Linked DNA regions of Homo sapiens: region 1 is linked to region 2. Evidence: chromatin contacts called from ENCODE Hi-C or POLR2A ChIA-PET data. All regions are on one chromosome and are shown on one strand. The core of a region is the stretch at or near the end of the contact, and the rest is flanking DNA. Distances in the headings are between cores, read along the strand shown. Region 1 overlaps SMAD3 (SMAD family member 3). Region 2 overlaps SMAD3-DT (SMAD3 divergent transcript).

What was found. Hi-C counts contacts between places; a loop is a spot of excess contacts on that map. ChIA-PET counts read pairs that join two places held with the same protein, here RNA polymerase II (POLR2A). Pooled maps may share reads with other maps.
Region 1: a loop to region 2 is called in a map of CD14-positive monocyte, with 2.6 times the contacts of the local background. The contact joins two enhancer-like sites. A Hi-C loop is called at or near these places in 8 of 168 maps with a recorded cell type or tissue (CD14-positive monocyte, CD8-positive, alpha-beta T cell, aorta and 4 more), 1 of 37 single-sample maps with no recorded cell type and 18 of 50 pooled maps. POLR2A ChIA-PET finds 5 or more read pairs at or near these places in 14 of 52 experiments (AG04450, BJ, CD4-positive, alpha-beta T cell and 11 more).

What each region holds. Positions count from the first base shown.
Region 1 is chr15:67,084,001-67,087,791 of GRCh38, reverse strand. The region is part of intron 1 of SMAD3 (SMAD family member 3); the gene reads right to left. Among named protein-coding and RNA genes, the nearest start is that of SMAD3, 20 kb to the right of the region's middle. Within about 2 kb of position 2,476, at least 10 of the 41 ENCODE cell types and tissues checked have a DNase peak (open chromatin) inside an H3K27ac peak, as active enhancers do; they include CD14-positive monocyte, where a contact is called at or near this core.
Region 2 is chr15:67,022,761-67,026,348 of GRCh38, reverse strand. The region is part of intron 2 of SMAD3-DT (SMAD3 divergent transcript); the gene reads left to right. Among named protein-coding and RNA genes, the nearest start is that of SMAD3-DT, 40 kb to the left of the region's middle. RefSeq lists an enhancer at 384-678. Within about 2 kb of position 1,833, at least 29 of the 41 ENCODE cell types and tissues checked have a DNase peak (open chromatin) inside an H3K27ac peak, as active enhancers do; they include CD14-positive monocyte, where a contact is called at or near this core.

The DNA of each region.
Region 1 (3,791 bases), core at 1,227-3,726, 61 kb before region 2:
ACACATGCACAAACACACACGTCTATATAATGCCTCTGCCACCTCCCCCACCACCTTAAGAAATGCATACTTTGCTCTATACAGGGCTTTCTTATCTGCTCCTGATTACACTCAGCTAGTGACCATGAAATCTGGAATAATCACCCGCCGGGAAAGGAAAGCCTTGGCCACAACCAGGGCCTAACAAAGCCAGCTCTGCATTTACTGATGATCACACAACTTGCTCACATGACAATCTTGAGTTTTCTGATGCACAGATAATCACTCCCATCCATACCTGAAATGCAGCCACAGCTGAGAGGGTGCCAGGTGCCTACTGAAACCAAGAACAATCCTATTACACGGTATCTTAGGGTCCAAAGAGAAAAGAGTTTCCAACTGAAACTATGCAGGAAACTCAGGTGGGCAGATGGTAATCATCAAAGCAGGGATCTGGCAAAGAACACCCCCCCACTTGCAGACAAAGAAAAAACCTAGAGGAAAGTGTATTCCTGAAAGCAGAGAATTTTCATGGGAGCAAGAACATGAAGTCATTCTTGCTGCCAGTGAGGTGCCAACTAAGGCTGCTTCCCAGAGACACTGACATCACGTTAGAAAGGAGAAGAGGCTGGTGCTGTGGCTCATGCCTGTAACCCCAGCACTCTGGGAGGCTGAGGTGGGCAGATCACCTGAAGTCAGGAGTTCAAGACCAATCTGGCCAACATAGTGAAACCCCATCTCTACTAAAAATTAGCCAGGTGTGGTGGCAGGCGCCTGTAATACCAGCTACTTGGGAGTCTGAGGCACGAGAATCGCTTGAACCTGGGAGGTGGAGGTTGTAGTGAGCTGAGATCGCACCACTGCACTCCAGCCTGGGCAACAAGAGCGAAACTCCGTCTCAGAAAAAAAAAAAAAAAAGGAGAAGATATGCAATGTGATAGTGGGACCCGAGTGACTTGCTTTTGCTTGCTCAGGTCCACGTTCCTTGATCCATGTGTCCCATTCCACTCTCCATGCTCTGTCTTCTGATCCTCACTGTGTGGCCAGGACATAGAAGGTCTTCACTGCTATCACGTGACACTATAGTTCCTGAGGGCAGGAACTATATTTTCCATTTCTAAGAGTGCCTTGACAGATTCCTCATTGAGCTGAGAAAATAGCAACCTACATCTGGCATGTGTCTACAACTGCATCTCAAACCTTGTTATTTGTAAAGCTTCTCATACCATCCCCCTTCATCTGTGAAAGCCCTCAAGGGCTTTCAGCACTGATATAGTCTCCCCTCCTAGGGCGCATTTCACACCAATTAAGGATCCACAAGCCCATCCCTTTACCTGAATGAGATATTCCAACTTAGCTGCCCCTTCCCAGTTTGACCTTTTCTGTTAATATTTTAATGCAGAGAGATGTGTCCCATCAGATTTCTTAGGCTGTAGATACTGATTCCCTTCAAGGGCTGTTTAGATGCTACTGCTGATGAAGTGGCAGGACAGGATGCTCTCAGCCAAAGACAGGGACACTCTCTCACCAAAGCAGCAGGGAGTAACACACACCCCTACAGCCTTCACAGCCCCTAGAATCCACCGGGGCAATGCCAAAGAACTGACACTAAGGTATGCTGGAGTTGGCTAAGGCCTCTAACTTAGTTTCATGAAAAAAGTGTGGGCATTTGTAAGGGCCTGTTTAATCCATTCCAGCTCCACCCCCCTGCACCACCCCCCACTTTGTACTGTGAGTTTCTGAGCAGAAATAACCAACTACAGATGGTTTCACTACTTCAAAGATGTTGAGAAACCACTGACCCAGAGATAGGAGGGAACTGGAACTCCAAACCTCAGGGCAACTACTCACCACCAGCACTTGTGGTGACCAAATCAACACACTTCCAGAACCTAGAGCTGTTCTCTGTGTATGTGTGTGTGTGTGTGTGTGTGTGTGTGTGTGCACGCTTTTTTTTTGACCAACCACTATCACTTTCCACCCAGAACAGATGCCTGTAACACTGAACACAGCTTTACATAAGCATCTATGGCTGTGATTCTCAATCCCGGCCACATACCGGAATCACCTAGGAAAGTTAAAAAACATGGATTTCCCCAGGCCGGCCTGTAGAAATTTGAAATTCACTGGTCTCCAGGGGTGGTCTGAGCATCAAAATTTTTAAAAGCAGCCATGGTTGAGAACCTTCCATGGTAACACCAACAACCAATTGCAAATCATGAGGAATCAAGAATCCTAGCCCTCACAGCCCACCCTGAACCCCAAACCTCTTTCCATCCTGTCCTCAACTGCAGGCCCCCATTTCTAGTCCAGAGTTGACTATACAGTGATTCTGAAACTATTCAAATGAGTAATAGAGTCATTTCTTTGAATGCAAGTGCAGGAATCAGAGTTTTTAAGGTGGAAGAAACTTTAAAATCCTGCTAAGCCAACACCTTCAGTTTATAGAAGAGGAAGCCAGGGGCCAGGGCAGAAAAGTGACTCACCCAAGGTCCTGAAGCTGGTTCACAATGAGGCAGACCTAGAACCCAGGCCTGCTGCCTCTAATTCTCTCTCCTCCACACCAGAGGAGCCCCTATGGTGACAGCCGCTGGACAAAAACGGTGACAAAGGATGGGTCAGTTGTTTACTGAGCCGTATGCTTTCAGAGGCCATCCTCTAAATGCTTCACCTCTGAAATGCTCAGTCTCCTCACTGGCCTTAAAACAACTGAGGGCAAATATAGCCAAGATAGTGCTTCTCTTTAAAGATTCCCGAGCATCCTAGTCGATCATAATCCTCAAAGAATATACTTTCCGGCTGTCTGAGGTTCATGAAAAAAGCCATTAGCACAGAGTCTAACCCAGGTTTGAAAGGGCACTCTGTTGAGCAGCAGGTCTGAGGGACTGAAGCCAGCAGTAGATTCTAGTTTCTTACGGATAAGAGAGAGCTGATTGTTGGTTTCCACATCTCTAACCAACCTGTGAACACGTTTCCCTTCCTTCCTGTATTTTTATGGCACTACGGTTGGAATGCAGCCGGTGCCTAGAAGCACAGAAAACCTGTGCTTCAGGCTAAATTTGAATTCCTCTTTGCCTGCAGACTGATTTCCCCTACCCTGGGAGTCGGTTCTCAGGGGAGGTCTCATTTCACCCTGGGACGCTCCATGAGGGCAGAGCTATGTGTGACCATCCTCATCAGCAACGCATTGCAGCTCCTGGACCACTGTGTCTGATGGCACCACCACCAACAAAAGAAGCTCAGTAAATATGTGATGAATTAAACAACAATGATAATACAATTAAATAGGTCATTAAGGAATGGTTCCCCTCTGAAGGCAGAGCATCAGATGAAAACTTAGATTTGTCCCCCAGGAAAATATATGCATTGAGAAAACAGCCAAAGGCAAGAAGCCAAGGAGAGTTCAGAGGGCTATCATGAAAATCTGAGACTGGCCAGGCACGGTGGCTCATGCCTGTAATCCCAGCACTTTGGGAGGCCGAGGCAGGCAGATCACGAGGTCAGGAGATGGAGACCATCCTGGCTAACACAAAGAAACCCCGTCTCTACTAAAAATACAAAAAAAAAAAATTAGCCAGGTGTGGTGGCAGACGCCTGTAGTGCCAGCTACTCGGGAGGCTGAGGCAGGAGAATAGCATGAACCCCGGAGGCAGAGCTTGCAGTGAGCCGAGATCGCATCACTGCACTCCAGCCTGGGCGACAGAGCGAGACTCCATCTCAAAAAAAAAAAAAAAAAAAAAAAGAAAAAAAAAGAAAATCTGAGAACGGATACACAGATTCTTTCAGATTCTCCCTTCAAGCTTGTCATTTTG
Region 2 (3,588 bases), core at 584-3,083:
CAGTTACTAGCTATGTTGCTTTGGCAAATGAGTTAACCTCTTTATCATTCAGTTCCTCTATTTGTAAAACAGGAACAATCATAGTGCCTACTTCATAGGGTTGTTGTGAGAATTAAATGAGCTAATAATGTAAAGCACTTAGAGACTGGCATGTTGTAAACTCTGAATGAAAGTTATAAATTATTTTTATCAATGTTTTTTCCTGGCTGAATTCTAAGTTGAATTTATCTTGAGCATCTGTATGCAAAGAGCTCTGAGTAACATAAGGGATAGTTTTCTCAATAAATGTGATAGTAACCGTGGCTGCATTCTCAGTAAGGCTGTGTCTTAACGTCTCCTGGAAGGAAGCCAAGGTCAGAAAGGGGCTCTGTGAGAGAGCTAGTGCTCATGTCCAGGCCCAGGGCTTCCTAACTGCCTGGCATGTGCCAGGAGGGTGTGTGCAAAAGGCCAGGAAAGGAAGGACTTTCACTCCCTTCCCGCTTGCCCTCTCTCTCCCTGGTCAGGCCATCCTTTCAGCCTGGCTGTCGGCCTGAGCCATTTCCTGTTTCCTGAACATTTATCTTCTGCACATTCATGCTTTTTTCTCATATTGTCCCCCGGCCTGGAATACCTCTTTCTTCCAGAATCCTACTGGCAAACTTCTCCTTGTCTTTCAAAACTCACTTCAAGAATAACCATTCCTTCCTCTGGCATTCCCAGACTCTCCAAGTTCTCCTCTGCTTGGAGGACTCTGTACCTCCCTCTCTTCTGTGATGTGTGATGGTGATAATGGTGATGAAGATAATGGTGATGGTAGCAATGAAAATAGTGGCAGCTTACCCTGACAGACCACTTACCAGGCACTAGGGTAAGTGCTTTGCAAGCACTGTTCCAATTAATTTTTACAGCAATCCTATAAGGAATTGCTATTTGTATACTAATTTTATAGAAAAGGAAACAGGAGCATAGAATGAGTGGTTAAAGAACTTGCTCAAGCCACACAGCTGAGAGTAAAAGAACTAGGATTTGTACACAGAGAGTCTGTTTTCAGAACTAGCACCCACAACCGTTATGCCTAGCTGCTTCCCTGTGTTATTTTTACTGTTTCTACTGTTAGGATTATTACTGCTTGATGATGGGTTTCTCTCCTTTGTCCTTACATTCTCAGGACCTGGCACCAGGCCTGACACCCAGCAGGCACAGAAGAAATACTTGCCACTATTCAGTCTGGCAGTTCGGTTCAGTTAAAACGAGTCAAGGCTCATTTCAAAGACCTCTTCTTCCATGCTGGCCCTCCTGATCACCCTGAGCAGATTTGAGGACTCCTTTCATGAGCCCCTGTGGCTTTGCTCTTCTCATTTAACTCTCACCCAATTTCATGAGGTGGGCATTGTTCCCACTTTATAGACAGAAAAACTGAGGTTCAGACCTGGTAAGGGTTCGTGGTGGGGTTTGACTCCATTCATTCTTCCCTTCACACTTTCCTTTTAGTGTCTCCCCTATCCTTGTATTTGCCACTCCCAAATCCTTAGCACAGAGCCTGGAGCACAGTAGGCCTGCATTAAATGTCTGCTAAATTGAAATGAACTGAATTAGGGTGTGGGTGGCCCAAGAAAAATGTGCCACGACTCAGGCATTTCAAGCAAAATGCATAGTTTCAAAACCCAAGCATGGAGGAGCCTGCTATTTTTGGATGGCCTTGCACAAATGTTGTGTGGGCTTCCTTTTTGCTACTAAATGTCATTGCATTACTTTCCTAGTTTCATTCTCCTGCCTGGGCTGGGGAGGATTATGCAAGCGGAGCCTGGGAATGAGTCATCTTTCCCTCAGCTGCCAAACTGTCCACGATTGCCATGATATGGTACAATCTTTTTTCTGCCTCAAGCTATTTGTGGGTGGTTTTGTTTAACTTTTACAGTCTTTCTTTCTTTCCTTCTAATTTTGCTTATCCTTGTCTTTTTCTTTGAGATGGGCCATAGGGTACTGACGGCCTTTAAAACTCTGGCCCCTCTGTGTCTGCAAGCACAAATCCATCTACCTGCTATGTAATCCACGTGGGGAAGAAAGCCCTTCTGGTGATGACATTGTGAGGTGCTGACCCATAAGGAAAGTGGGACAATCTTTCTAGGGTGGATGGAGGTTCCCTTCCACTGGGCCAGCTGCCACCACCCCTCCCCCAAGCCTGCTGGGAAATTCTGGGAAGCCCAGAATTGGGCTTCCACACCCCACACTACAGCCATGCCCTTCACACTCCTACCTGGGTCTGTTTCCTGGATTTGTTGAGGCTGGTCTCTTCACTTCCAGTATGACCCTGTGGCCTTAGCCAGGGCAGCTCTGGGGCCAGCCCCCCGCCCCCACAGGAGGAGCCAGGCTGACCCAGCTGAGGGCTACACAGGAGGGAAAGGCCCAGTGCCCAAGGGGATGACAGGTGTGTGACAACGTGTGTGCTGCAGGCATAGTGCTGGGTGCCAGTAGAAAGAGTGACTTGCTCTCCAGCTGTGTAAGTGCTTCTAGCCTCAGGCTGATCGATCAGTGAACCAGGCCAAGGTTGGAGCTGTAGGTGAAACCAGTGGATCCACATGTGAGGGCTGCGGGAGGTGGAAACAGGGGCCGGTGCTGGGACCTTCCTAGATGAATAGCAGCTACAAGCAATGGCCAACCCATTGCTCAAATGGAGGCCTGTTGGGCACTCGGGACCTGAGTTCAGCAGGAATCATTGAGAGCATCTTGATAGTCTCTCATAACACTCACCATGTGTGCCATACTTGATAAATTTCCAGAGCACTTTCCATACATGCCCTCAAATGATGCTGGACAACAGGTGCCCAGCAATCCAGGTTCGAGAAGAGTCAGCCCTGCCTGCTCCTTTCCCAGCTCCAAGGCTCTGGTCTCCCCTTCGCAAGCAGGAGAAGAGTTGAGAACATTTGGAAACCACATGCAGGAGCACCGAGAGTCCTGGATTAGAAGGGAGAGGAGTTGGCCAGGCGTGGTGGCTCACCCCTGTAATCCCAGCACTTTCGGAGTCCGAGGCGGGCGGATCATGAGATCAAGAGATCGAGACTATCCTGGCCAACATGGTGAAACCCCGTCTCTACTAAAAATGCAAATATTAGCCAGGCGTGGTGGCGCACGCCTGTAGTCCCAGCTACTCAGAAGGCTGAGGCAGGAGAATCGCTTGAACCCGGGAAGCGGAGGTTGCAGTAAGCCGAGATCACGCCACTGCACTCTGCAGAGCGAGGCTCCATCTCAAAATAAATAAATAAGTAAAGGAGAGAAGTTCTGGCAGCTCATGCTGTGTGCCTATGGGAAACTCTCCTAACCCTTCTGAACCTCAGTTTCCCTGCCTTTAAAATGGTGGTAATAATATAATTGAGAAATGAGCTAACAGTGATTCATAAAACATTTGGTGTCACTCTTCCACATAAAACCCTCCAGTGACTTTCCATTTCAGTTGGAGAAAAACCCAAAGGGCTTGCAGCAGCCTGTGAAGTCCTGCATGATCTACCTCTACCCCCACTTCTCCTCTGATCTGATGTCATCCCTGGTCTTCCAAATACACCAGCATCATGCCCACCTCAGGGCCTTTGCACTGACTGTTTGCTTTGCCTT